Linked DNA regions of Homo sapiens: region 1 is linked to region 2. Evidence: read pairs that join two places in POLR2A ChIA-PET (ENCODE). Cell type or tissue: OCI-LY7. All regions are shown on one strand. Each heading gives the region's core, and the rest is flanking DNA. Links, peaks and the distances in the headings are about the cores only. Region 1 holds the start of LOC107986232 (a long non-coding RNA gene). Region 2 has its middle 59 kb from the start of LINC01216.

Region 1 (15,728 bases), core at 6,332-11,331, 510 kb after region 2:
TACACAGTACTCCCTCCAACTTCCCCGCTGTAGTCATGTTTCTGAGATAATGTATCCTGAGCTCCAACTGGAGATATCAATACCCCATCACCTTGGCAGCCCTAAAGCTGAGTGTGGATCCTGCCTGTGCCCAGCTAGCCCCCTCTTGAGCAATTAGAGGAGATATTTCCCTATTCTGAGCCAATTCGTTGTAGGGAAAATGCCAAAACATTGTCAGGAAAGTTAGCAGGAAAAAGACAAACAGGAAAGAGGGATCTCAGGCCCTTGAGAGGGAGTTCTCCATTGTAGGGAAAATGCTAAAACATTGTCAGAAAAGTTAGCAGGAAAAAGGCAAACAACAGAGAGGGCATCTCAGGCCCCTGAGAGGGCATTCCCAGTCTGAGATGCTGCCAAGAGATAAGCCCCTGTTGCAGCAAGAAGTTGTCCCAAGTGCTCATTCAAAAGGAAATATAAAATGGGTGGGTGAAGTTAATTCAGGAACTGCTTGTGTGTTAAATACAATTTAAGCCTGCTGAATGGTTCCCATTAGACTTGCCCCTGACTTCATGAAGACTACACTCCGTGTTGTAGTTAGTAAAAGAGTTTGGAGACTTGGGTGTTACACCGAGCTCTGACACTAACTAGAAGTATGGCTGTCTTAGTCCTAGAGCTGCTATAACAAAATACCATAGACCAAGTGGTTTATAAACAACAAAAATTTATTTCTCACAGTTCTGGAAGCTGGAAGATCAAGATCAAAGCATCAGAAGATTCAGTGCCTGGTAAAAGCCTGCTTCCTCACAGACAACCCTCTTCTGGCTTCTCACAACATGGAAACGGGTAGCTAGAGTTCTGGGGTCTCTTTTACAAGGATTCTAACCTCATGACCTAATTACCACCCAACACCCCTCCTTCAAATACCATCCCTTTATGGGTTACAATTTCAACATACGAATTTGAAGGGGACACAAACATTTAGACCACAGCATGCAATGTTAGTCAAATCTCTTCCCTGAATCTCCATTTGTTTAATATTTAAATTTGAGGAAGTTTCACAAAAGCACAAACACAAACACAAGACTGTGATCTCTAAGACCTATGCTAAAAGACTTTGAATTCTAATCATCTTCCTAAATAGCACTGCTATGGCCCAGAAAACATAAATTACAAGCACAGGAAGAACTAGAAAAATTAGGAGGGAAGAAGGAGGAGAAAGGTCTTTTTTCTCAGTTATTAAAGAAAACATTACCCAGTGACGCTTGTTAAAGCACAGTAAGGCAGACTTTATTCAGGACCATCGCAATAAGCATAGGGACCCGGCTACAGGATTTTGTAGTGAAGGAGAGAGATTGGGCTCAACTCCAAATACAGCATGGGCAAGTGGAAATTTATAGTCAAGAAGGTCAAGAAGCAGGGTTGGGGTCAGCGGATGGAAAATTACTAAGAGGAAGCATTAGGAGTAAGGAGGATTCTTACTAAACTGACCTTACAAGATTCTTGCTGAAGAGAAGCCTGGGTGATCAAACATCAACTGGAATTGGCAGAAGAGAGGCACCCAATCAGATGTCAAGAGTGATCACAGCTGGGCATGGTGGCTCATGCCTGCAATCCCAGCACTTTGGGAAACTGAGGTGGGAGGATCGCTTGAGCCCAGGGGTTTGACACCAGCCTGGGGAACATAGCGAGACCCCCTTATTTCTACAAAAAAAAAAGAAGAAGAAGAAGAAGAATTAACTTATAATTAAAAATAAAAATATTATCCTGGTGTGATCACACCACTGCACTCTGACCTGGATGACAGAGTGAGACCCTGGTTTAAAAACAAAACAAAACAAAACAAAAAACAGGGTGATCAGATATTGAGGGTGGAAAGTTCATGCTAAATTCTGATTTTACAAAAGCACACAGATGGGTCTAGAAGCCTGACTAAAGTTTAGTTGAGCAAAGAATCTTTGTCACAGTCAGGCTGGTATCAATCCTACAGTAATCTGGGGGTTATTTTTCGGCTCGCTAAGTTTAGGGGTGAAAAAGTTGTGATACTTTTCCTCATCTATCATAAGGGTCTTGGCTGACACATTCATAACAATAGACAGGTTAACAAGAGAGCAGCATAACAAATTTATTTAATCAAAGTTTTATGTGATGTGGGAGCTTTCAGAAATGAAGATCCAAAGATACATTGAAAACTTTTTTTTTTTTTTTTTTTTGCTTAAGTTCAATGACGAATGGATAGCTGTATAAAAGTATGGTTGGACAAAAAGATATAGTCTAATGATTATAGATTGGGGGTGGGGGGACACCCAGCAAAGCCTGTCCAGATACTTCTTGGCCCCTCTGTGTAGCATTTCTTTCTACCAGGTATGGGGTCTTATGACCAACTGGAATGAGGATCTTATGTCCCTCTGGAATAAGGGTCTATGACCAACTATTAGACAAAGTAGGTCAGAAAATTTCTTTGTGGCCAGCTCCTAGACAGAAAGTCAGGGGAAGGTTACAGTAATATTTCTAAGTGTTATGGTTTGCTTTTGGGGGAGAGAGATTCTAGTTTCTATAACCCACATTAGGGAAGAGGAACTCTGGTGTCTGTGACTCGCTTTGTGGGAGAAGAATGGGCAGGAGACAGGAGGGCAGGAGGTCAGAGAGAACTTGCTTCTGAGGCCTTCCAATCTTCTTGAGTTCAAAGTACTCAGCATGTCAAAGCAGCATACTTTAGGGTGCCGTTTTCTGAGTCCCAACATAAGTAATCCATCACAATTATCTTACTACTGTAAGGCTCCTATTCAGATAGAAGCATTCTTATCTTAAGAAAAGACCTGAATTTGAATACCTGTAGGTAAAATATTTAGGGCAAACATTTAGAGGAAATTATATTTAATATTTTAAATCAATTAGGATTCTTTTCTAACCACCAGTAATGGAGATTTCACCTGCTGCTAATGTTCCTTTTGGTTTTGGAAGCAGCTTACTGTGAATGCAAAGGGTTTGAGGGAAAATGGTCTGTTAAGAGCAATTCACAGAGAAAAAGAACAACCAGGAAGGTTCATGAATATGAATAAGACAAGTCAGGGGTATCTGAAAAATACAAATGAGGCACCTCCCGTTAAACTTTGGAAAACAGAAGGCAGCAAAAAAGGATTCTTCTGCAGCCTAAGTAGCCAATCCTTAATTTAAAAAGCAGAGCAAAATAGAAAGCAGTTGACAAATGGAAAAATACAGAGCACAGTGAATTAGTATGCCCACTTGTGGGAGCTACTGAAGTTCCACATGATTGAGAAATGAGACAGACTTAATGACATTTGGTTTAATTTGTTAATGCTTTACCACCAGGGTATCTTTCATATGGGCATATTTTCTAAATAAAATATGGGTAGGAATCAAGAGACAGTAAACAGTTGAATGTTCCTTTTTCTTCCAATTCAGTTAAAGGATAATGCTATCTCTAAAAATATTATTTTCTCAGTTCAAAATCTTTATTTTATGAAATAAATATTGTGTTCTGAATGCTCGGGTATGGGTGGTTTTTATGCACTCATTTATTCAACAAATGTTTGTTGAGTGTCCCCTATAAAGTAGGTATCAGGTGTATAATAGCTCCTGTCTTAGTCCATTGAGGTTGCTAGAACAAAATACTGTAAACTCAGTAGCTTTTAAACAACAGAAATGTATTCTTTACAGTTGTGGAGACTGGGCAGTCCAAGAGGAAATTGCCACCAGATTTGGTGTTTGGTGAGGGCCTACTCATAGATGGCACCTTCTTGCTGTTTTCTCACCTGGTAGAGAGTTAGGGGTTCTCTCTAGAGTCCCTTTTATTGTAGCAGGACCAGCTGCAAACAAAACTCCTCAGACACCGAGTTAAAGAAGGAAGGGGTTTATTCGGCTGGGGGCATTGGCAAGACTCCTGTTTCAAGGGCCGAGCTCCCTGAGCGAGCAATTCCTGGCCCTTTTAAGGGCTCATAACTCTAAGGGGGTATGCGTGAGAGGGTGGTGATCGATTGAGCAAGCAGTGGGTACGTGACTGGGGGCTGCATGCACCAGTAATTAGATCGGAACAAAACAGGATAGGGATTTTCACAGTGCTTTTCTATACAATGGCTGTAATCTATAGATAACATAACCGATTAAGTCAGGGATCGATCTTTAATTACCAGGCCCAGGGTGTGGCGTCAGGCTTTCTACTTGTGGATTTCATTTCTGCCTTTTAATTTTTACTTTTTCTTCTTTGGAGGCAGAAATTGGGCATAAGACAATATGAGGGGTGGTCTCCTTCCTTATTACAAGGGCACTAATGTCATTCATGAGGGCTCCATCCTCATAACCTAATCACCTCCCAGTGCCCTACCTCCTAATACTATTACCTTGGAAGTCAGGATTTCAGCAATTGAATTTTGGGAGGACATAAACATTCAGTCCATTGCAGCTCCCATCAAAACACATACTACGGAGGCTGAGGTGGGAGAACCCAGGAGGCAGAGGTTGCAGTGAGCCGAGATCGCACCATTGCACTCCTGCCCGGGCCACAAGAGTGAAACTCCCATCTCAGAAAACAAAAACAAAAACAAATACATACTATGTACTGATTACATACATTAGATGACTTAATTCTCACATTGTTACAAGTGAAGCATAATACTTTTTATATTTGAGAAAAGTGAGGCTCAAAGAGACTTATTAACTTTCTCAAGTTCTCATGCTTTGATTTAATGGAGCCAAATTTAAAACTCAAATTTGAGTCCAAAGTCCATAATTTTTTCATGATGCCAAAGTGCTTCACAAATGACAGCAAAGATAGATCTTTGATTGTGCTAGGACTCAGACCTTGTGAAAGGAGCTTATGGTCTTAGGGTAGGCAGCTGGAATATAATTTTAATAGAACTTAGCTTGATGGCTTTGAAACCACAGGCATTGATGTCTTTAGGCCTCAGTTTTCTTATCTATAAAATCGGGACACTAATTAGCCTACTGCCTTGTGATAAATATAGATTAAATGAAATATTAGGTAAAATTCTTATTTCAGAACTAAATAGTAGCAAGCATTCAGTAAATGTCAGCTATTATTCTGATCTGTGATAGATGGGGACTCCCACAGTATTTTATGCAAGAATGCCCTTCCCAACCTGTTATGTGTACATGTTTGGAGGAGGAAATATTTTTAATTCTTTTTTTTTTTTTTTTGAAATGAATTCTAGCTCTGTCACCCAGGCTGGAGTGCAGTGGTGCAATCTTGGCTCACTGCAACGTCCACTTCCCAGGTTCAAGCAATTCTCCTGCCTCAGCCTCAGCCTCCTGAGTAGCTGAGATTATAGGTGTGTGCCACCATGCCCAGCTAATTTTTGTATTTTTAGTACAGACGGAGTTTCACCATATTGGCCAGGCTGGTCTCAAACGTCTGACCTCCAGTGATCTGCTTGCCTTGGCCCCCCAAAGTGCTGGGATTACAGGTGTGAGTCACCGTGCCTGGCCTTAATTCTTTGTATAACTTCCCTCCTGAAATTTCTGTGTTTTCTTATGGCTTGATATTCTGGGTATGATTTTAACAGGCTATAAACTCAGATAGAAGAATTGATATCTTTTTTACTTCAAATTTAAAATTTTCAATAAATAGATTTATTTTCCTCATAAGCCTCAATTTTCCCCTGATGGCAGAAAACTTGATTCACTCATTTCTAGGTAATACTCAGACATATTCATTGATGTCTTGGTTTAATCAGGATCTTGGCAAATCTTAGTCTTTCAGGGTTTCTTCCTTCCTCCAGTCCTCCTCTGTGGTCCAAGGATGCCAAGGTCTTGGCCCTTGATTCTTGAAAAGTCTTTCCTGTCAAAGTGATTGCCTTTGCCATGCATTTGTGGGAACGTCTACTTGATAAATTCAAGTGTTAAGCCTTGAATCTTTTTCTTACTTTCTATTTCTGAGGTTAAAACCCCTACCCATGGATATGAACATAGAAGGCCCTCCCTGCTACCAAAATAGGGGGAAAGAAGAACAGGAAGTCTGGAGCAAAAATAAAACCTCAGTTACTATGTCAAAATATTATCTTACTATATAAGAACAGAAACCTTCTCAAATTAATTCGAGTTTAGAAAAAAAAAAAAAAGGAGAATACAGGGATTTCATGGATTTCAATCTCAAGAAGCAAGGCAAGCTGGCCTTCTTAGAATACGAACACCAGGAAACTCAAAGTCCTAGCTCTCTCTTCCCATCCCAGGACTTTATCATTTCTCTCATCTGCTTTTTTCTATGAGTTGGCTTCATTCTTCAGTCTCTCGATCTGCTTTCTTTGTTTAATTATCTTACATATGGCTCCAAAACAATGGCTCCAACAACTGTTCATGTGACTTTCCTGCTCAAGTCCTGTAGCTGGCTTCAGTTGTCTCTGGGTTTCTTAATACAAAACTATCACCAGAGAGAATCTGGCTGGTTGGGCTCATCTGTTACAGCCAGCCCTGACAGGCTGCTGAGCAGTCCGTGGCTTAATGGCCTTTGGGTCAGTTATCTATTTCTAGGCCAATCAGCTATTGCTGTAGCAGATGTCCTAAAACACATTGTTAATATTTTTTTTGATTATAGAAGAAAGGGTGTTAAAGACATTGCATGCTAAAAGTAAAAAGGAAAGTGAATTATTTGATCAAAAAACTGCTCTCATCCAAGACTTCAGAGGAAACTACCTTTGACTGCCCCAGTAGCCATTCTAGAAGTTTCCAAGAAATTTAATGGCAGCACGAAACTATTTATCCATATCATTTCCATCTGCCAGTGTTTTCTAGTGTTGGAATTTCTATTTACGGTAGGGTGGTATGTATGTAAACCTGTTTAATATTTTGTTACACAGCCCCTCTTAGAGATAAGGAGATGAATTTCCTTTACTTTTAGGTAATATTTTCTGTGCAAATATATTAGCTGGGTGTCCTGGAGGAGCTGTGAGACCTGTGAGTTGTCCTGATATATCACTGGAGGATAAGAGGGGAGACATCAAAGGTAGATATGCAGAGGGCAAGAGTATCTCAGTCTACTATAAAGTTTTATTTCATGTTGACTCAGCCTGAAAGAAAGGGCTCTCAAAGACTTTTCATGGTTGTATTTTGGACTTTTAGAAAAGTATATTTAACAGAGGTTTCTGTTATTCAGGAAGTAACTTAAAAGAAAGAATAACTGATTTATGTGAAGTGAAAAGAAAATAAGGTTTCTAGAAAAAGTTATCTCTAAATTTTTATGACTCCTTATTGAGTAGCATTTGTGATAAAAATTCTTTTTGTTGTTTTAAATGTAAACTTTGTGAGATTTGCACTTAATGAAGAAGATTCTCTAAATGAGGAAATTTCTCTAAAATTCCAACCAATTGCAAATAAAGCAGTAATAAGACTCAGGAAAGAGAGAAAGGAAATGAAATGAAATTAGATTCTGGTGAATTTTATCTTTGCTACTTTTTAAGGTAATTGAATTAACAGAGCTAACCAAGTGTGCAAATGGATTAAATCTCAAAACAGGGTTCTTCAAATGCTGGGTACACATTTTCTTATACTGGGACATCTGGGAATCTTCCAGAGTGGCTACACTTAAAATCTTGATGGCCAATTGTATCAGGACAGAAGGAGAAAAAGAAAAAGCTGTAGGGACAGACATATATTGGCTATAAGCAGTCAAATCATCTTCAACTTAAGTCTCATAATTTCACTAAAGTTACTTCCTATTTGTATGATTTCTTGACTATTCATTGAAATACCTAATGAGAACTGCCAAAATCAGAAAAGAAATGTAGTGGGCATGAAAAAAGCCATGGAAAACCTGAAAACCAAACACTGCCTTAAACATAAGAGCACATGCCAAGATCAGATGCAAAGTTGGTCAAGTTTGTTTTGGGGAAGGAAGCTGTTTGAACATATTTTCTGTGCTTTAGAATCAATTCTTTCCTTTTTTATCATTGCATTTCCCATCTGTAAAAATGATTATAGAAATATATTTGCAAGATGGCCACAATCTGCCATCTGCATATAATCTCTACATGTCGATAACATACACCAAAACTATGCAAGCCTTAAACAGAGTGACAACTCTATCATCTGTTAGAAAGCATGGTACTGCACAAGGATGTACCACTTGGAGTTGGAATGATGGTTCAAGTAAGTAGAGAAATTGAGCAAAATGAGACACCTGACTTTGTGATATAAAATATGCAGACATAGAAGTTGTACAATCTGGAATATTTTAAAACCTAATTGAGATTTGAGTCTGTGGTATCCTTGTTTGACAGGAAAATCTTTAATGTGTGTGCCTACGTTTCTATAAAGAAAACATTTACTGAAAAAGTAACCTTTTCCTTCCAAAAGAGGAAAAATTCTTTTTACTGTTTTAAATGTAAATATGATTGGCAGAGAAAATTAAATGAACAACAGCAAAAATTACAGTTAGCCACTCCATGGGAAGTGGTAGTTGCAGACACCGCCGGGTGATTCTTTTGCTACAAGGTAGCTTCTGGAAGGTAACCTGAGGTATAAGTAGAAGGATCTTTGTATTATTTTGCTTTATTTTGTTTTATTAATGGAAAAGTCTTCAATAAGTATTGTTTGCTAACACCATAAAGTCTACTTATCTTAAAAGAAAAATTCAGCTAAAAAATATTACATCTTTCTTTTCGGGTAGGAAAAGCAATCAAAACCCACAAGATTCTAAGAGGTCATAGGAGTATTAGCAAAGGAAATGCTAAGGTTGGTCATAAGTGGCACAAGCAGAAATAGTCTTTAAAACTAATGACACTTGAAATTTCACTGGTGACAAGCAGAATTCCATGGTCTGGGGAGGAGCAAGTTAGACTGGGGTCTAGGTGAATGGGTTTCACAGTGTGGTCCCCAAGCCAGAAACTAAAAATATGTATTATTAAACTATACTTATTATTGCTTAAATTTTATATGTAATTATCATGTTGTATCTAATTGTTTATGTAACTATTATGCTGAACAAATAGAATTCAAAAGCGTGGAAACTCCAAGTCTATTCTTTATCACAAATACCTGCTGCAAACCCTCTTACCTTTCTTCTTGTGCCTGGATAAGAACTTGAGTGGGTCACATAGTTTTTTCAGTTACTTTTAGACATAATAGCAGTCCCATTTAATGTAATACTCTTACTTCTGTTTGTTAGTTCAGACATATTTCAGGCAGAAATCTGCAGCAGGGAAGGGATTGGGATGTCTGGCCAACCTTCTTTGTTTCCATGGTACCAGTTCTTCCCTCAAGTCCCTTGCCACATTTCTAATTGTTTCACCCCATCCAACCTTTACCACAGTATCCCCACCCACTGGGGCAGGCTGGCAAGGAAGTGAAGACAAAAAAGAAACAAAGGTCTTGCTAGAGTAGTTCTGTTGTGGTCTAACGTTGGTGCTTTCTGACCACAGTGGATCACTAGAGCTGAACACTAAACTGCACCATTTCCTCAAGGGTGATACATCCTCCAACTAACCTTTCTGTATCCTCTACTTCCTACCTCCCTGCCCTAGTGTAGACCCATAGCTTCCTACTGCTTTGGTCTCCCATCCTGGCAGGCTTCCCTCTTGGGAAGGGTTTTTCACATAGCTTTCACCTGGCTGCCTTCTGTGGCAGCCACCTGGCCAGCAGGAGCTCATACATTCTTCCCACATCAATCCACGCTCCAGCACTGCCCACTGTCCTCACTCTGCCATCATAAGCAATTCCTGATATATCTGCCTTTCTTTTTTTTCAGTGCAAGTCAACCACCAGTCTCCTGTGTATCCTCAAAATTCCAGGAGACACATAGTAAGCTTGAATTCAGCCCCTTCAAAAGTATTCTCATTAGACTTGAGCTGAAAAGAAAGCACTTCCCTACCTACATCCCTGAAGGGAAGGGGAAGGAAAATGCCACAGGCCTCCGACAACTTTCCACAAAGATACTTCCTCATTCTCTTTCTTCAACCTCAACTCTTTTATATCCTTTAGGAAGGTGTTGGATTAAGGGCGCAGAACCCAGTTTTTCTATTTTCTTTGCAAATCCTGCATGAATAATTTTTAATTACTCTTTTGATGAGATGGTTGGATGGTTGGATGGTTGGAGGCCCTCATCCCAGTGTTTGTCCCTCACTCATTGTAAACTCTGGAAAGCATTTAGCTTCTTGAGCTTTACTTGTAAAATGGGCAATCCCATATGTCCAGCTTAAATTCAATACAGTAAATAAATAAAGAGATTGTTAAAACGTGAAGTGCAAAATTATATCATTTGCCTTATATATAAAATAAGGTGAATTCATAAGCAAAAAAAAAAATTGTCCAGGCATGGTGGCTCATGCATGTAATCTCAGCACTTTGGGAGGCCGAGGTAGGAGGATCACTTGAGCCCAGGAGTTCAAGACCATAATAATGCATCAACAATAAATCTAGACATCTCAGTGAGCACAGCTTTTCTGCATACATACAGATAGGAGATGTTTTTTAGACAAATCACTGCTGTTTAGAGGAAATTCATAAAGTTGGCACAAACAGAATAGCTCTCTGTCAGGTTAACTTGACATACACAGCCTTGGGGGTATATGACTTTGTGCATTGAACTTTCAAACAAACTGAACGTTGAAACAACAGCACCATTTTTTATATGCCTAATTAGGAATTTTGTATATCATCCAACGAGCAACTGTAAGCTTCCACTTGGGAAAGCTGCCTGCCTTCAATGGTTGTATTTGATAGTGCCATATCTTTGTATGTGCAACAGTGTTCCTTTGGGCAAATATTTATATATTTATTAAATGTTTCTCTCATAGTTATATATAAATTAGTGGGAAAAATTATCAAAACATGTTTGATTTTATAGAACTCCCATTCAAACTTGCTCAGAAGGAGGGGTTCAATACAAGGGCACAGAATTATCCTACAGTACACAAGTACCGAGGCCTATCCTCAGCAGCATCTGGAACTAAGAAATTTATCAGGATCCCATTCATTCAACAATTTATTCAGCAAATATTTATTGAATGCTTCTGACAAGCACTAAGAAATTGCAGTGAATGGGCCAGGCATGGTGGCTCTCATCTGTAATCCCAGCACTCTGGAAGCCCGAGCCGGTTGGGTCACTTGAGGTCAGGAGTTCAAGACCAGTCTGGTCAACATGGTGAAACCCCATCTCTATTAAAAATACAAAAATTAGCCTGTTGTGGTGGTGGGTGCCTGTAATCCCAGCTACTAAGGAGGCTGAGGCAGGAGATCACTTGAACCCAGGAGGCGGAGGTTGCAGTAAGCCAAGATCGCACCATTGCACTCCAGCCTGGGTGACAAGAGCGAAACTCCATCAAAAAAAAAAAAAAATCCAGAAAGAAATAAAGAAGACTTTGCATAATGCAATGAATGACACCCTTAACAACATCTTGATTAGAGAAGAAATTGCAGTAAGCAAGCCAGACAAGCACCCTTTCTTTGTAGAGCTTACATTCTAGTGAGAAAGACCATGGGAAAGAACAAATTAGAGCCATTGTGATTCAGGCTATGAGGGAAATAAACAGCATGAGGAGACTGAATATAACTGGGGAATTACCTTGTACAGTGAGTGGTCAGGCAAGGCCTCTCTGAGGAGAGGAGGTTAGAGCTGAGATGCAGGGAGAAGAATGAATCCCACATACAAAGAGCATATATACATATACACATATATACATATATACATATACACATATATACATATATACATATACACATATATACATATATACATATACACATATATACATATATACATATATACACATATATACATATATATACATATATACATATATATATTCCCCACCCCTATTTCTACTTCCCAGAGTTAGTCATTCTCAAAAATGTATATATATACACATACATATACATGTGTATATATATACATTTTTGAGAATGACTAACTCTGGGAAGTAGAAATAGGGGTGGGGAAATAGGAGATATTTTTTTCTCCACAACCTTCTACAGAGTTTAATTTTACAAACCAGTATATATTAACTTTATAATAAAATGTCTTTAAAACCACATTAAGGATGATAGACACATACTCTGACTCTCAGGGAATGACATCACAGAGGGGAACAACCCTGCTTTTGGTTGCTTAGAAGGAGACAGAATCTACAGCCTACTGGATAACTCTTCTGACCTACTCACAGTTTTTAGGCTCTGGAGGAAATGCTGTCATGACTGTCATTTTTCTGTCAAAATCCATCTAGGTGTCATAATTGGCAGAAGTGTCTGTCACTCCAGCTGTGTCCCTATGTACATAGATTGAAAATGATCACCTCCAGTGAAATATTGGCACAAATTTCAGCATCTCTCCTGCCACTCTGTAGAAGAACACAGTCTAAAAGTGAAACCTGTAGATGCCTATTATATGAAGCTTAGCATCAAAAGAAAGGTCACCAAGACAACTGACATTTTATTTTTTTCATATTTCTGGGGTCACATCTTCTTGACATCAGGATAATTGTTTGAAAACTGAGAAATCCAATGTGGTTTCCTACGTGGTGCCAAGTATCTCATATTGGCTTATTTTTTTTTCTGGATTGGTAAATATTTTGGTGAAATGTAGACACAACTGATCTGATAGTAACATTTGCTCCATGAAAGTACAAAATTTGATTTATTTTCATAACTTTCACATTAAGACAAGCACTGGAATATGAATCAGAAGACTACATTCCTGCCACTTACAAATTGTGCAACCTTGGGATAGGAGTATTCTTAAATCTCTGCTTAGTCTTCTCCACAGCTGCAAAGATGTGACAGTGAGCAAATAACAAGAAAGCTCTTTGAAAAGTAAAAAAGGGTTATAAAAATGAAAGCATTATTAAATAACCTCAGCTTGATTGAAAATTAAAAATAACATGTTATTTCTTTTGTATTATAATAATAATATCCTAAGTTAGACTTTAAGCTCTATAAAAAAGGTCAATACTGAACTGGCTCACCATTGCTATCTCCAAACCCAGCACAGTGTCTGACATATATAGGCTATATCAGTCAGGGATCAACCAGAAAAGCAGTACTACTATGACTAATGTAAAATAAAGTAGCTAGATCTTTCCTCTGCATCTGATGTGGGGCCTGAGATTGCAATATGCAAGCTGGAACACTAGTTGGGAAGAACAGCTGGATGCAAAGTGGGAGAGAGCAAGGATAGACTGGAACCAGTATCTGTCTCTCACTACCTCCAACCTCGACAACACAGGTAACCTGCAAGAGAAGCTAATCCCCATTGACATAGAGCTAGGAAACAGAATGTCCAGAGCAGACAATCCAGCAAGAACTGGAGAAGCTGCAGACCCAGGTGCTATCCACCTGGCCACCCAGGTAGGCCAAGCAGATCAGTGACAGCATGCACAGGTTGCCGTCATGACTGGCACCATGCACCAAATTTCAGAGCATGCAAAAATGGCTGTGCTTCTTTTCTGTTTCCCAAATCTTATGAAAATTTCTCTTGTGGACAACCCTTACCCTGAAACATACAGGAAAGTGAAGTCTGGAAAACATACTTCCAGTTTAGTGAAGCTGACATAATACAAAGCCACACATAGGCACTTAGTATGTTCTTCTTAAGTAAATATATTTCAATATACAAATATAAAATTTTAAAGTAAAAATGAATATGTATGAGATTTATATGGATATGTGGAAGAAGACACAATGTATAGTCATCACCAAGATTGGAGGCTGTCCACCTGAGGCAGGGCACCTGCTGCTCTGTTGTCCTGTTGGCATCTTCTGAAGTATGACCAGAGTGAAGAGTCATTATCAAAGGTGGTCATCCGTTGACAAAATAGAGACATAAGAACATTTGGTAAGTTTCAAAATACCCTCAAAACTAAAAGTAGAGGAGAAAATACAATGAGGTTTCCTACTTACCATCTCAGCAGGGGAGTCAGTCTACACAGGCCTGGGTGTAAAGCACTCTATCATTTCCCATGTCTTACAACTTCCCTCATGTTGTTAATTTTTTTCCTATTTTCCTGAGAACTTAAAATGAAAAACAATAGAATTTAGCTTTATTTGAGGTTCAGGAAAAAAAGGAAGCTTGGGAGCAATCAAGTAATCAACTTTTCATTCAATCTAATATCTTTTACTCTTCACTATCATTACATTATTTTTTAGACTTATATATAGTTCATGGAGATTTCCTTATTCCTTTAGGTCTTGACATAACTTTTCAATCCATGATGGGTAATCAATCAAGAAACCTAATTAAATACAAAATATAAAATAAATATATTCCATTAGCCCATAGAATAGGTCACCATCATAAATAAATTATGGGCTGGATGTGACAGTTTACACTTGTAATCCCAACAGTTTGGGAGATTGAAGTGGGAAGATCACTCGAGGCCAGGAATTCAAGAGCAACCTGGGAACCTTAGTGAGACCTTATCTCTATAAAAAGAATTTTATAATTAGCCAGACTTGGTGGTGAACTCTTGTAGTTCCAGCTACTCTGGAGGCTGCGGTGGGAGGATTGCTTGAGACCAGGAACTGGAGGCTGCAGTGAGCTATGATTGTGCCACTTCACCCCAGCCTGGGCAACAGAGTGAGTCCCTGACTCCATTTTTTAAAAAATGAAATAAAATTCTGTACTTTAAACATTCCTAATATTTTGACCACAATTAATTGATTTTGTTAACAGGAAGATGCTTTTAACTTACTGTATATATGAAAATAGAATTTGACTGGAAATGTCTTAAACAAATATTATTGGGTCTTTGTTATGTGCAGGTATATGCTAAATGTTGTTCTATTATTTAATCCCACAATAGCCCTGTGAGATTGCTATTACTATTTCTGTTTTGTAGATGAAAATTTCTGATATACTGCCAATGATTTGCCCCAAAACACTTAACTCCCTAGTAGGTAAATCAGAATTTGTACCTATCTCTGACTCATTCTAACGTGCATGTTTCTTTCACTAAACCACATCGCTTTAGAGAAGAAATATTTTATAAATATTCAAGCATAATAGGTTACATTTATCCACATAACACATTATTTTATTAAAATGCAATATACATGACTCTATTTTATGTGAGAAACATTACAGTTTCCCAAATCAAGTCTTCCAAATTGCTTCTTCCCAAATTCTATATGAAACTCTATGTAGGATTCACATAACCTTCACTGGTGAGCAAGTATTTTTCCAAGGCTGTTAGAGAGAATTGGCTCCTCTCCCTGTGGATGTGAGGTGCTCATGGAAAAGATAAGAAAGACACCAAGGGGCCCTCTGTACACCTGTGGTTAACTGTGTGAAAATGACATTTCCTTCCTCTGTAAGTTTCACTTCATGTCAGCAGCAGGACATTCCGGGCAAGAGGGCTTTGGGATCACTCTGCCTTTTGCTTTGTTCCTGACAGCAACCACGTTTGTGGTAATCCCTCAGAAATGTGGAGGCCATGGAGTTCCATTCTCTAGGGAAGCTATTCCCAGGAGGAGCTCAGACAGAGCCCCAGCAGGGCTCTCCACACGCCCATTATCTTCCTGCAGCCTTCAGCCTTCTACCTCCCCTACAGCCTAAGAAATATCACAAAGCCTATCTTAAACAAAAAGAAATGATTAGACATTTGATTCTGGAATCCTTTTTACAAATGAGAGTTGCATTCAGAACCACAAATATACTTTTTAGGACAAGCTGGTCTTTCTGGTGAATTTAACACCATATCATATTCAGAGTGGCCATATGCCAATGACTGAGGCATCTTTAGGTGTTACTGAGATGTCGCTAAGTTTCTTCTGTTTAGAAAGACGTTATCATA
Region 2 (15,728 bases), core at 6,334-11,333:
AACTAACACAAGAACAGAAAACCAAACACCGCATGTTCTCACTTATAAGTGGGGGCTGAACAATGAGAACACAAGGACACAGGGAAGAGAACATCATAAACCGGGGCTTGTCGGGGGGTGGGGGGCTAAGGGAGGAATAGCATTAGGAGAAATACCTAATGTAGATGACAGGTTGATGGGTGCAGCAAACCACCACAGCACATGTATACCTATGTAACAAACCTGCACGTTCTGCACATGTACCCCAGAATGAAATGCATGTAGAAGCACTACACTGTCTATGCCCATAGTATCTATATGGTCTTTTCTTAAATTAAGCATTTGAAATAAAAGCATAGCAAGGAGGTCTTAAAACACTAATCTATCTTTTAGTAAAAGGGTTATTAAAGGTTTGTAGAAATTTCACCTCATGGTCAACTTGGTTAGGATTAGATGGAATGATCTATAAGGTTTCATTTAAACAAATTAGGATTAATATTAACAAACTAATACAAGGGCAAAATTTGGCTTTAAACAGGATTTTCATGTCATAGTAAAGGCTAATAAAAGATTTTTGCCTTTTAAGTCATCATTTTGGCTAAATAATTTATGGCAATCTGGGAATTGTTCTTCCTAATGCCTGCCTTTTTGGATAGTTCAGAGGGCCCCTGAAACATTCAAAAAAGAGATAAACAGGATTATTTGACATGTTTAGTCATATGAGATTGCCAAAATGATGTCCAATCCTCTTTAAGTTATATTTTGGTGAATAATACTAATATATGTTCAAAAATTGTATGGGATTTCTAAAATTCTAATCTCTAAGTATATGCTATCAATTATAATAACTAAAGGTAAAGTTATTGTAAACCTCAGATATAAACAAACTTCTTGGTCAGTCATGTTTTAACTGTAAATATCTTGGAAATGTTGCAATTCACAGACAATTGTTGTCTTGCTTTGTTCCTTCTCAAAAGATGGTTTATAATCAAGCTACATTAAGGACTTTAATATAGGTGTTCTCTATATTGAGAACACCTTTAATAAGGTGTTCTCTATATTGAGAACACCTTTAATAAGGTGTTCTCAAATGCACGTTTTTAATAGCTTTGAAGATTGTAACATTGGAATACAGAAAGAATGTATGAAACTTCTAAAGAACTGACATGTTCACAAATACCAAGCAAAACAAGAGTTAACTAAATGGACTGCACTCAGAAAGAAAAGCAAGCCTTTTAACTTTTGCTCAGAATACTGCTGATCCTGGTTTTGTTTTGAGTCAAGGAAACTTATTTTTAACTATTTATGGCCTTTAATAAGGTGTACTCCTATGAACAAAATTTGGAGCATGTTTATTTCTCTGCCTGGTTCCTCTAGAATTTGGAAACTATCTGTGAGTACTCTTAACTTATGGCAATATAGTTGTTTGCATCAGTGCAATAAGAATCCATTTTTCTTTGTCAATGGGACACAATTGGAAAAACTGGTTATTTTGCCAAGGCTTTAACTGAGGTGTGTTTCCCTTTAAGGAATCAAGTTGGACATGCAGAGCCAATAAAAGCCCCTTGGGGAGAACTGGCCTCATACCTTGTCTACACAGTCTCTGCACAGGGTTCTTCACCTGTGATCAGTAAAGAATTTCACTTTCTAACAGGTCTAGGAGCTCTGAGTTTATCTTGGGACCTCAAGAGGAGAGGATCACCCAATTCATAGGTATTTGAGGATGTAAACCCATGGCTGGGCTCGGCTTTAATAGTCTTACCTGAAATTCCTTATGAAATAGAGTTTCATCAAAGCCAATCCAAAAGGCCTATGTAGAAATAACCATTCTTGCTGCACTTTATGCAAATAATCAGGCTAAGTATAAGACTACAGTTTATTCATAATTTGTTTTTACCAAAAATGACGACTAGAGAGAAAAATTGTGCTCCAAAGCTTATCATACATTTGTTATTAAGCCTTAGTCTCACTAATTATTTTCAGGCTTTTCATCTACATTTTAGACTAACCCTGATTATTCCTGTCAATCAAGAAGTGATCTCCTGCAGCTTAGAAGAAAAAATAAGGGATGGGTGATGTAAAAGTTTGGATCAATATACTTGTTCTGGACAATTATCCTGCAAATTTTGCCAGGTAATAAAACTGAGTAGGGTGCCCATAACCTGGAGGTTTCTTTATTTAGGAAAATAAAATCAAGGAATTTCATAGACCCCCCCAAAGGGGAATTCTATATCTTGACAAGTAAAATTTTAGATAGAAATTATCTACCACACCACACTTATGGAAATAGCTATACTCACTCGATTATTTGCAATAGGGTTATACATGTTAGCACCTTCTAACTGAAATATTAAACAAACAGTTTCCATCGCTGTCGTATTTTGCTTAATTATTATCTTTATAGCAGGGATAATAGTTACAAAAAGGAAGTATGAAAGTTTTGCTATCATTGAGTCGGCTAGGGCTTTTTATTGGGTTTAGTGATACAGTTTTAAATGAAACATGCTGCTTTTGGATTAACACCTCTAGTAAAGTAAAGGAAAATCTACAGGTACTTAAAAATCAAATCAAAATTATTGACAGGCTCAGGAAAAATACCAGCTTCAGCCCCGAGTGGCTACAATCCCTCTTTAATAAATTCCAGTCTTCTTTATGGATTGGTTAAACCCTTTATTAAGTCCTCTCTTGCTTATATGTCTTGTATTGATATTTGGACCCTGTATACACAATACTATAACTTGATTGTTTCTGCTCACCTAGAAGCAATCAAACTCCAATGGTGCTGTAAACTGAACCACAAATGGACACTCCATTCTTCTGAGGACCCTTAGATCAACCCCAGGAGAAGCCCTAGTTGTTGTTCCCGATTCGACGCCCCTTTTCAGCAGGAAGCAGCCAGAAGAAGTCATCACCCAAAACCCCCTAACAGCAGTTAGTGTGGCATCTCCACAGGGGGGAATGTTGTGGGAGTTATTAAGAAATTATTTTAGGCTGGGCACAGTGGCTCGCGCCTGTAATCCCAGAACTTTGGGAGGCAGAGGCGGGTAGATCATGAGGTCAGGAGATCAAGACCATCCTGGCTAACACAGTGAAACCCCGTCTCCACTAAAAATACAAAAAATTAGCTGGGCATGGTGGTGGGCACCTGCAGTCCCAGCTACTCAGGAGGCTGAGGCAGGAGAATGGCGTGAACCCAGGAGGCAGAGATTGCAGTGAGCTGAGATCATGCCACTGCACTCTAACCTGGGTGACAGAGCGAGACTCCGTCTCAAAAAAAAAAAAAAAAAAAAAAAGAAATTATTTTAGATTAGACAGATAGAGAGGAAAAGGGGGTCCTTGGGAAGTTTTCGTTTTTAAAAGCATCTCCAGGAAAGTTTCTTGTAAAGCCCCAGCTCTTAGAGCCAGGCCAGCAACCGTCGATATGCAAATGCCAGCAACTAGAAATTGAGTTTACCCAAACATGGCATTCCAGTGGCCTTCTTGCCCTTTCCCCACTTGTTCCTGTCAACATGGCCAACCCCATGTATTCCCATGTGTGTAGAACATCATGGTGCCCTGCATTTGCATATTAAAAGGCTAGGGTGGGAGGGCCAGCATTTTCCTAGGGCTACGTGAATGACATGCCTAGTCAAACCAATACCCTGAGCCCTGTGCAAATCAGACACCACCCTCTCCAACCTCTGTATATATACCTAGCTGGTATCTGTGGCAGGTGGGACTCTCTCTCTAGACTTTAGAGCCCTGCTCCCTCTGTCTCTGTACAGGTGAGCTTCTTCCTTCTCCCTTCCTTCCTGCCCCTTCTTGCCTATTAAACTCTCCACTCCTTAAAAAAAAAAAAAAAAAAAAAAGAGTGCACTCTGAAAAAGTATACATTCTTTCAGTTAATATCCATAATCACTTCACATGATAAACAGACTTGAGAAAAGTAAGCTTCCGTTCCAAATCCCAGTTTATGACCTGTTAAAGTTATGTTGCTGTGGGCATTTCAAATCATTGAAGCTATGTCAGTACTTTGGAAAGTAGCTGAAGTCGTTAGGTTTTTATATTCATAGAAAAGAATGTTGCTTTCATAGTTTTGTAGGTATAAACCATATCTGATGTTGCAGGTACTTAGAAAAATGTTTTAAGAAAATTAAGAAAATGAAGCTGAAAGTCAAGTTAGGTTTTTATAGGCATAGAGAAAAATGTTGCTTTCATGGTTTTGTAGGTATAAACCATATCTGATATTTCAGATACTTAGGATGTTTTTAAGAAAATGAAAGAGAATGGGTACATGTAATTTATTTAGACTTTCCAAGGGATTTTTCTAAAGCACCATACGAGGGGATTGAAGAGTTTTGACAAGTACAACATGAGAAACAGATCACTATTATGTATTTTTAAAGTGGTTATTAAAAATAATTGTAAAGTTTTAAAAAAAATAGTCAATATTTCATCCAAAAAGTTGCAGGCCATTTAAAGATGTGCCTTGAGGGTAGTACTAATAACTTGTAAGGAAAAGTGAAACTATTAAAACTGCCACCTTGACACCCTGATCAACTCACCAAGAGTGGAATCTGATTTTGGTTAAACAGAAAACAGCATAAAAATTTTAGGTTATAATTTTTAAATGAGTAAGAAAACAAGAAACAATATATGACACTTTACAGCTTCTTATTTTGAGATTATTATAGATTCAGAAAAGAAATAATGCAGAGAATCTCTATGATATACACACTTTTAATGATTCAAATGTCTGATAAATACTTAAATAGAATTCATCTTTGATGGCAGATATTCAAATGAAACAAAATATTGATGAAGATATCGTATATAATAGGCCATACAGTGCTACTGTACGATGATGTATTGTTGTAGATCTCCCTTTCCTTGGTAACTTCACTCTGATTTCATTTTGCGGATTCTCTCTTCTGAATAAGTGTCTATCTTAATGGAACTGTCAGCCAAAATGTCCCCCCAACCACCAAAACTGAGCGTAAAACTCAAGTCAGCCAAATTCAGTTCCCTTCCTAGGACTCTAAATCTGGAACAGAATGGCATGTCATGATCGAAAATTCAATCAGAAATCAGTCATCTCAGCTGTAACTCATTGGCAAAATTGCCAGTCAGCTCCTGTTAGCAAGTTCCCCAGGGCTGCCCTAACTCCAGACCTTTGTATAACTTGGTAGTTTAGCAGCTTCTATAATTTTAAAGCACCAGAATAGCCTTCTTACAAGTTCTTTTCTTGCCTAAATCATACAAAGTTGTTTTCTGTTGATTGCAACCAAAGATTCATACTGATAGAAATCTCTCTCTCTTTAATAATTATATATAAATATATATATTTAAATACATAAGTGATATGTCTCAGTGAGATAATTCCAAAAAACATGAAAAATATAAGGGAGAATAAAAAAGTACTCTGTCATTTCATCAATTTGTGATAATCACTGTTATTTTCATATTTTCTGTTACTTTGTACATAAAAATATGTGTCTAAGTATGTTAAAGAAAATTGAGAATGTAGTTTAGTTATCGTTTTCTATTCTTGTCATTTGGTTTAAATCATGAGAATTTTCCAAAGAGCTAGTTTTAAATTTTCCTTATATATTTTTTTGAACATATAAAATCTATTAAAATATATCTGAAAAGCTGTTGGGAATACAAGTATTTATTTAAAGTTTTTTTGTATATCAAATTTACCTTTGTTATAGGCTGAATTGTGTGTTCCCAAAATTCACATATTAAAGCTCTAACCCTTAGTACCACAAAATGTGACTTTTGGGGATAGGGCTTTTGAAGAGGTGATTAAGCTAAAATTAGGCCATTAGGGAGGGCCCTAATCCAATTTGACTGGTATTCTTAAGAGAAGGGAAAGTCTGGACACACAAAAGACACCAGGGATGTATACACCCAGAGGAAAGAATATGTGAGGAAACAGCAAGGAGATCCTCTGCAAGCCAAAGAGAGGGGCCTCTGAAGAAACCAAGCACGCCAACCCCTTGATCTCAGCCTCCAGGACAGTGCAAAAATAAATTTCTGTTGTCACACCTGTGACAGGTGTCTGTGATCCTCTGCTATGGCAGCCCTAGCAAATTAATATAGATTTTGGTACCGGAAAGTGTGGTGCTGCTGTAACAAATACCTAAAAATGTGAAAGTGGCTTTGGAACTGGGTAACAGATGAAGGCTGGAAGAGTTTTTTAGGTGCATATTAGAAAAAGCCCAGATTGCCTTGGGGAAATTATTAGTAGAACTATGAATGCTAAAGGTGCCTCTGGTGAGCCTCAAATGGAAATGAGGAAGTTATTGGATACCAGAGGAAAGAAAACTGTTGTTATAGAGTGAGTGGCAAAGAACTTCGCTGTAATGTGTTCTAGTGTTTTATGGAAGCTAGAATTTATAAGTGTTGAACTAGGGTATTTAGCTAAAAAGATTTCTAGGCAAAGTATTGAAGGTGTAAAGTAATGAGGGTACTGATTTCTTCTTACAGCATATTGTAAATACAAGAGGAGAGACATAAATTGAAAACAAAATCATTAAGCAAAAAGTAATCAAAACTAAAAGACGTGGAAAATTATCACCCTATCCATATTACAAAGTTAAGCATGATCTGGACCGAACACCAAGGATGTGGCTGAATAATCATTTGATAAAAAGATTAGAGGTCTCACTCGTGGATCTAATCAGCTGTCTCAGCCAAAATGAGGAATAGAGGTGGGTTAATAACAGAAAAAACACTACCAGCTGGAACTAAAAGGGATAGAGTTGGAACAAAATGAAGAAAAGCTAATGGACTTCCTGGATTCTATAGGATGGGATAATAGAGCTATCTGGCTGCAGATAGGCATTATCCTTTAGGAAGAGGAAAGAATGACCTTGAAGACAATGTTGAGATCAGCAAGGCTGCCACTCCTACTTTAGTACTGTGTGGTGAGCTGTCTCCTCCTGGGTTTCAGAGGGCACAGCTGCTACCCAGTGCCATGGAGGCGCTGTTGTCACCTCAGTGGGCCCAATAGGTAAGGTTACTACCCTGGTGAGCCTGGAGGACAGATCGAGCTAAAGAGGATTATTCTTGGGCCTGAAAATTTGATGGAATTTGCCTTGCTAGTTTTGAGTTTGCTTGGAACTAGTGACCTCTTCCTTTTTCCTGATTTTTCCCTTTCAGAATGTGAATACTTATCTTATGCCTGTCCCACCCACTGAATTTTGGATGCAGGTAAGTTGTCTAGTTTTACAGGTTCACAGCCAGAGAGGAATTTTTTCTCAGAATAAATAATATCTGCAGTTTCATACACAAGTAATTTAGATAATATTTAGATAAGATTTGGGATTTAGCATTGATGTTGGAATGGTTTGAGACTTTTGGGCTGTTGGAATTGGCAGTGGGGGGGAGAATGTATTTTTCACGTGAGAAGGATGTTAATTGTGGAGGTCCAGAAGGTGAATGTTATGGGCTTGTGTCCCCTTTCCCAAATTCATATGTTGAAACCCTAATCTTTAATATCTTAGAGTGTGACAGTATTTAAAGATAAGATTTTCAAAGAGGTCATTAAGTTAAAATGAGAGTGTTAAGACTGGTCCTAGGAGTGTCCTTAAAAGAAGAGTAAATTTGGACACACAAAGAGATAACTGGGATGCACACACACAGAGGTAGGACCATGTGAAGACAAAGGGAGAAGGCAGCCATCTACAAGCCAAAGAGAGAGGCTGCAGAAGAAACCACACCCAACTGACACCTTGATCTTGGCTTTCCAGCCTCTAGAACTGTGAAAAAATAAAGTTCTGTTGTTTAAGCCACCCAGTCTGTGGTACTTTGTTATAACAGCCCTAGCAAATGAATTCAACTATTTGTGTAAAATAGGGGTTCTGGTTAATGAATTCTTTCCACCTGGAAATAGTAAACAACTTAAAAAATAAATAGTATTCAAAGTGTGGTCTAGTCACAACCCTTCCAATCTGCCTCAACTTTTCATATTCCTATCTTAGAATGGCCATCCTATCCTCAAGCCGCCTTAGAATTTTAATCCCTCTTCCTATTTAAATTTAAGAATTTGTCATGTGTTGCTAAAGCTATCTTTACCCTGCATCTTGTATCTGAACTTCCTTTTCAATGCAGCAGTCACACAGTACCTTTGGCAATCAATACTTCTGAAATAAAATAATGTCACAGTTTTGAAAGATTATCTGAGGTAACTCCTTCCCATGCCCTTGTAAATTAAAGAAAATTTCCTAAAGCACAATTGTAAATATATTGTTATTGTACATATAGCTCTGTATGTATTTTTGGTTAGTTATTATTGTAAATTAAAGGAGTAATAAGTGCATTTAGACAAATCTGGAAACATGAAAGTATTTAAATATGCACTACTATTCCCACAATGTAGAGTTAAGCAGTGGTAATATTTGTAGTTTTTGTTTTCCAAATTTTATTTTCTGCTTACATAGTTGTGGTCATGGTAATATAGTTGTGTACAAAGCCAATACACTTAAAATAAAGTTGCTTATAAAAGTAATACAAATTCAATGAAGAAAATTAGAAAAATATTTAAAAATCTACAAAGATGGAAAGCAAAACACTGAGAATTCTGCAAAGCTATATAACAAATACTAATATGATTTTAATGCTTTATCTAGCACTCTGACATTTTTCACATTTGAAGTGACAGATACAAATATGAATTAGCATTAAATAGAAATAGTCATAGTTTTTCAATAAAAAATATTACAGAGAGAAATGTATTAACAAATAATAGCAACCATTGGATTTTTTTTCAGCTACTACCGATTAAATAGCAAAACACATGCACAAAAATACTTAGAGTTCAATATGAATTTTCAAATGTACTGAAAATCATTACTGAGTTTTTTAGCCAGAAAAATGGGCATTGCTTTTTCCTTCAAACTGTGTTCTTAAGGAAAGAAAAAGGATCCTTTTGTTTGTAATCCCCATATTAAGTTCTAAGAATATAAATAACGAGTCTTTGAGGAGAAAATCGATCCAATAGAACAAATAATTACTTAAATGTCTTTAAATTTGGTAAATGATTCTTTGTCAACTATAGCGTAAAAGAGATTTCACCTTGGTAATAGTAAGCTGGGCAATTAGAACCAAATCCTCCTGCTGAAGATAGCTGAAAGAGCTGAAGGAAATGTTAATATGAAAGCCAAAATAAGCAAATAAAAACCCTGAAAACAAACAAAAAACTGTTGATAAGTTACATTTGGCCATCCAAAATTAAGAAAAACATGTATCCACCCTCGGCCAGGCACAGTGGCTCACGCCTGTAATCCCAGCACTTTGGGAGGCCGAGGCGGGCAGATCACCTGAGGTCAGGAGTTCAAGACCAATCTGGCCAACATAGGGAAATCCCATCTCTACAAAAATACAAAAATTAGCCGGGCATGATGGCAGGTGACTATAATCCCAGCTACTTGGGAGGCTGAGGTGGGAGAATCGCTTGAACCCGGGAGGTGGAGGTTGCAGTGAGTTGAGATCTCTCCCACTGCACTCCAGCCTGGGAAACAGAGCAAGACTGTGTCTCAGAAAAAAAAAAAAAAAAAAAATTACTCACCCCAAACCTAAGAAAAGTCAAGAAATTAGAGAGGGAAGCCAAGAGTTCAAATGTGTTTTGCCCTGAAGTTGGAAGTATCAGCTGTGAAACTCAACTATGGTTTTACTAGCTTGGTAAGCTTCTGGGGGTGTAGTGGGGTTGGGGGGGTGGGTGGAAGATATGGAGTTGGAGGGTGGGTGGGTATTGGGGGAAGCCTAGGGGTTACCAAGATAAAGATTTTGAAACACCCCTATACAACTACTCTGAGATGAGACTGTAAAGAACTATATTCTCAGAGTAAGGGCAAACCAGAAGTAAATCAATCTTTGTTCCAGGCAACTTCCATCATTTGGTTACCACAGCATAAGATTTGAACATAAGTTGATCCTGAATCGGTACCCTCCTAAAGGCCTGGAAGAAGCCACAAAGATCCTCTCTAGCAGCATGTATAATTATCCGGAACCTCAAATTATACTTCCAAATAATTTTACAAATAATTTTCTGTCAAAGCAAACAAAGCACACATGGAGAAACAAGGTATCCGCTGTGAATGAAAAACAAAAAAACAAGGAATAAAAATAAACTCACAAACACTTCTATTGAAATTATCTGACACAGAGTATAAAACAACTATGAAGGAATGATGTCAACAAGGTGGTGGAAGAGGAGTTTTCAGAGCTCATTTCCTTACAAAAACATCAATTTGAACAACTATCCACACATAAAAATACTTTCACAAAGGCTAAGTAATCCAAGTGAGAGTTTACAGCACCTGGGTGGAGCACAGAAATAAGAAAAGACACATTGAAAAGGTAGGAAGGACAGTTTCACATTACCTGTTACACCACTCCCCCACGTCCTGGCATCACAGTATGGAGAGAGATGCCCTTTGTATATGAGAAGAAGAGTGAAGTGAAGACCCAACTTCACTGCAGACCCCAGCCCCAGGCCTGTCCCAGTGAACCCTGGCACTGTGAGCATTCACAGACAGGCTCCAGTCCAGCCCCTGAGACACCAGGATCCAGGTCTGCCTCAAAAGGCAGTCTCTCTGAAACTGCATCAAAATAAAATAAAAGACCCAACTATATGCTGCCTACAAAAGATTTGCTTCAGCTTTAACAGCACACATAGGTTGAGGATGAAGGAATGGGAAAAGATATTTCATGCAAATGGAAACCAAAAGAGTACACGGGTAGCTATACTTAAGGTCTGTTTTGTCAAAAAGAGACAAAAAAGGTCATTATGTAATGATAAAGGGGTCAATTCATCAAGAGAATAGAATAATTATAAATATGCATGTGCCCAACATTGGAGTACTTAAATATATAAAATAAATATCTGAAGAAAAAAATTGCTAGTAATGCAATAATAGTAGGGGACTTCAATACCCTACTTTCAACAAAAGATTGATTATCCGGACCAAAAATTAATAAGGAAATAGGAAAGTTGAACAATACTATACACCAACTGAACCTAATGGACATAAACAGAACATTTATTCCACAACAGAAAAATATACATTTTTTTCAAGCCCACATGAAATATTTTCCAGGATAGATTATATATTAGGCCAGAAAATAAGTCTTAACAATTTTAATATGATTGAAATTTTACCAAGTATCTTTTCTGAACACAATGGTTTGAAACTTGAAATCAGTAACAGGAGAGGAAAAACAGAAAATTTACAAATATGTGGAAATTGAATAACACTTTTTTTTTTTTTTTTGAGACAAATCTTGCTCTGTTGCCCAGGCTGGAGTGCAGTGGCATGATTTCGGCTCACTGCAAGCTCCCCACCTCCCAGGTTCATGCCATTCTCCTGCCTCAGCCTCCCAAGTAGGTGGGATTACAGGCGCCCGCCACCACGCCCTGCTATTTTTTTCTATTTTTAGTGAGATGAGGTTTCACCGTGTTAGCCAGGATGGTCTCGATCTCCTGACCTCGTGATCCGCCCGCCTCGGCCTCCCAAAGTGCTGGGATTATAGGCGTGAGCCACTGTGCCCGGCCAAATAACACATTTTTAACCGTCGAAGGATAAAATAAAAAATTCAAAAGGAAATTTAGAAAATGTTGAGACAAATAAAAATATAAACACAACATACCATAACTTATGGAATGTAGAAAAAGCAATTCTAAAAGGGAAGTTTAAACAGTTACATTAAGAAAGAAGAATAATCTCATATAAGCAACTTAAGTTTACACATCAAGGAACTAGAAAAAAGAAAAAACTAAGCTCAAAGTTTTCGGAAGGAAGAAAATAATAAAGATCAGAGTAGAAACAAATGAAATAAAGTCTAGAAAATAATAGAAAGGATAAATAAAGCTAACATTTGGGTTTTTGAAAAAGTAAGGAAAATGGACAAACTTTAAACCCGACTAAGAAAAAATGAGAAAATACTCAAATAAAATTAAAAATGAAAAAGGAGGCATAACAACTAATACCACAGAAATACAAGAGGTCATAAGAGACCCTTTGAATAATTATACTCCAACAATTGAATAACATTGAAGAAAGGAATAAATTCCTTGAAACATGCAACATACCAAGATTGAATCATGAAAAAATAAAAAATCTGAACGGAACTATTTAAGTAACAAGATTGAATCAATGAAAATCTTTTCAACAAAGAAAAATCCAAGGCCAAATGGCTTCACTGTGCACTGCACCAAACATCTAAAGAAGAATTAACACCAGTCCTTTTCACACTCTTCCTAGAAATTGGAGAGAACACTTCCAAACAAATTTTAAAAGGCCAGCATTACCCTAATATAAAAGCCAAACAAGGAAACTATGAGAAAAGAAAATTACATTGCAATATCCCTGATGAATAGAGATTCAAACATTCCCAGTAAAACACTAGCAAACCAACTTCAACAGCACATTAAAAGGATCATACACTGTGATCAAGTGGGAGTTACCCTTGGATTTCAAGTATGGTTCAACATATTCAAATCAGTAGACATGATATACAACATTAAGAAATAAAAAATAAAAATCATATGATCATAGCAATAGATGCAGAAAAAAAGCATTCGACAAAATTCAACATCCTTACATGATATAAATCCTCAATAAATTAGGTATAAAAAGAAGGTGCCTCAGCAAAATAAAGGCCATAGGTGACAACCCTAGAGCTAACATCATATTCAGTGAAAGCTTCTCCTCTATGATCAGGAACATAAGAATAGCCCACTTTCACTATTTCTATTCAGTACAGTATTGGAAGTCTACGCCAGAGCAATTGGATGAGAAAAGTAATAAAATGCATTAAAATAAGAAAGAAAAAAGTAAAACCATGTCTGTTTGCAGGTGACATAATCTTATATATAAAAAACTCTAAATACTTAACCCCAAAACTGGTAGAATAAACCAATTCTATAAGGTTGCAAGATACAAAATCAACACAAAAAAATCAGTACCATTTCTATACATCAATAACCAAGTGTCTGAAAATAAAGTTATGAAAACAATCCCACTTATAATAGTATCAATAAGAACAAAATACTAAGGAATAAGTTTAACCAAGGAGGTGAAAGATCTGTAGATTCAAAACTATAAAACATTAGTGAAGGGAATTGAAAAAGACACAAACAAATGTAAAGATATCTAGTGTTCATGAATTTAAAGAGTTAATTCAAAATTCCAATGGCATTTTTAATAGAAACAGAAAAAACAGTTATAAAATTAATATGTAACCACAAAAGACCCTGAGTAGCCAAAGCAATCTTGAGAAAAACAAAACCTGGAAACATCATGATATATGATTTCAAAGTATACTGTTAGGTTGGTGCAAAAGTAATTGTGGCTTTTGCCATTAAAAGTAATAACACAAAGCTATAGTAATCAAAATGTTTTACTTGCATAAAAACAGACATACATATTAATGGAACGGAATAGAGAACCTAGAAATAAATACACACATTTATGGTCCATTGATCTTTGAAAAGGTGCCAAGAACATACAATGGAGAAAGTACAATCTCTTCAATAAAAATGACATTTGAAAAGCTGGATATTCACATTTAAAAGAATAAAATTGAACCCTTATCTCACACTATGTACAATAGGCAACCCAAAATGGAATCGAGAATTAAATATAAGACCTGAAATTGTAAAACTACTTGAAGAAAACATAGAGAAATATCTCCAGGACATTGGCCTGGGCAAGTAATTCTTTGGTTATGACACCAAAAACTCAGACAACAGAAGCAAAAATAAACAAGTGAGACTAAGTCAAACTGAAAACCTTCTACACAGCAAAGGAAACAATCACTAAAGAGATAATTTATGAGATGGGAGAAAATGTATGCAAATATATCTAATAAGGTGTTAATATTGAAAATACATAAGTAACTCGAACAACTTAAGAGAAAAAACAAACAACCTAATTAAAATGGGCAAAGGAACTAATATACATTTTTTTCAAAGCAGTCACATAAATGGTGGCTAACAAGTATATGAAAAAATTGCTCAGCATTACTAATCTCCAGGGAAATGCAAATCTAAACCACAATGAGGTACCTCACACCTGGTGAAATGGCTATTATCAATAATAATAGATTAAATCACCTGTGGTGATTTAATTAGGAGGCCTATACTTTCTATGCTGAAATGAAACACCTTGAGTTTCCTTTTCATTTATCTCTTGAAGAGTGGGGTTTTTACCCTCACAGAAGCAGGAAGTGATAGTGAGGAAAGAGAATGATACGTGGAAGAAGATATCTTTCAAAAAGCCTTTGAAGAAAAAGGCATCTACTAGATAGTTTCCAGATTGTTAAACACTCATGTTTCTAACCTTGAAGATAGATAGGGAGTAGGAATAGCTACTTTCAGGTAGGTGGGCCAGATGTTTCCAGAAGAACAACAGATTTTTCCAATTATTGTGCTTTCCGATTTCAATCCATCTCCTTTATCATTACTGGAAATTTGTCCTCCCATATTCTGAAACGTACTCTCAGTCTTTGTTTTTAACAGAAATATGATTGCTAACTTTTTATTTCTATAGGTGTCCATAGGTTGTGTTGAGACTGCTGGATAAATTCTTTAAAGGGAAAGCATTTTAAATTTAAATTACTAACTTTTGCTTACCAAATTAAATCACAGCTCTTTAGTAGTATGTGATGAGAGATACTTTCTGACGTGGCTTCAAATTTCTTTTCTACTCATGTTATCTAGTATCACTACATTAACCTGACAGGAGAAATTGCCTCTGAAATCAAGGGAGTGGAGGAATCCTGAATAATGTATAACTTTTTTCATTGCTATTGAGAGGTGACAGCGTGCTGGCAGTCCTCACAGCCCTCGCTCGCTGCCTCCTCTGCCTGGGCTCCCACTTTGGCGGTACTTGAGGAGCCCTTCGCTGCTGCACTGTCGGAGCCCCTTTCTGGGCTGGCCAAGGCTGGAGCCCACTCCCTCAGCTTGCAGGGAGGTGTGGAGGGAGAGGCGCGAGCGGGAACCGGGGCTGCGTGCGGCGCTTGCGGGCCAGCTGGAGTTCTGGGTGGGCGTGGGCTTGGCGGGCCCCGCACTCGGAGCCGCCGGCCAGCCCTGCTGGCCCCGGGCAATGAGGGACTTAGCACCCGAGCCAGTGGCTGCGGAGGGTGTACTGGGTCCCCCAGCAGTGCCAGCCCACCGGCGCTGCGCTCGATTTCTCACCGAGCCTTAGCTGCCTTCCCGCGGGGCAGGACTTAGGACCTGCAGCCCGCCATGCCTCAGCCTCCCACCCACTCCATGGGCTCCTGTGCGGCCGGGGCCTCCCCGACGAGCACCACCCCCTGCTCCATGGAGTCCAGTCCCATCCACCACCCAAGGGCTGAAGAATGCAAGCACAGGGCCCTGGACTGGCAGGCAGCTCCACCTGCAGCCCCGGTGCGGGATCCACTAGGTGAAGCCAGCTGGGTTCCTGAGTCTGGTGGGGACGTGGAGAGTCTTTATATCTAGCTCAGGGATTGTAAACACACCAATCAGCACCCTGTGTCTAGCTCAAGGTTTATGAGTGCACCAATCAACACTCTGTATCTAGCTGCTCTGGTGGGGCCTTGGAGAACCTTTATGTCTATCTCAGGGATTGTAAACACACCAATCAGCACCCTGTGTTTAGCTCAAGGTTTGTGAATGCACCAATCCACACTCTGTATCTAGCTGCTCTGGTGGGGCCTTGGAGAACCTGTGTGTCCAAACTCTGTATCTAACTAATCTGATGGGGACGTGGAGAACCTTT

What was found. Peaks named below come from ENCODE experiments on the same cell type or tissue, not always from the same donor. Only the 100,000 strongest peaks of a DNase experiment are listed, where the experiment ranks them.
Region 1: POLR2A ChIA-PET joins it to region 2 with 11 read pairs; 2 of 35 experiments call an interaction of 5 or more read pairs at or near these places.

The regions. Positions count from the first base shown.
Region 1 is chr4:100,100,787-100,116,514 of GRCh38, reverse strand. It overlaps LOC107986232 (a long non-coding RNA gene), which reads right to left and starts at 14,282. Exons shown (of 3, transcript XR_001741515.2): 1 at 13,837-14,282; 2 at 13,633-13,695; 3 at 12,053-12,703. In OCI-LY7, for the core only: no CTCF peak of the experiment used is centred there; a DNase peak (open chromatin) is centred at 9,354; H3K4me3 peaks cover 420 bases.
Region 2 is chr4:100,608,367-100,624,094 of GRCh38, reverse strand. No RefSeq gene overlaps it. Among named protein-coding and RNA genes, the nearest start is that of LINC01216, 59 kb to the left of the region's middle. In OCI-LY7, for the core only: no CTCF peak of the experiment used is centred there; no DNase peak of the experiment used is centred there.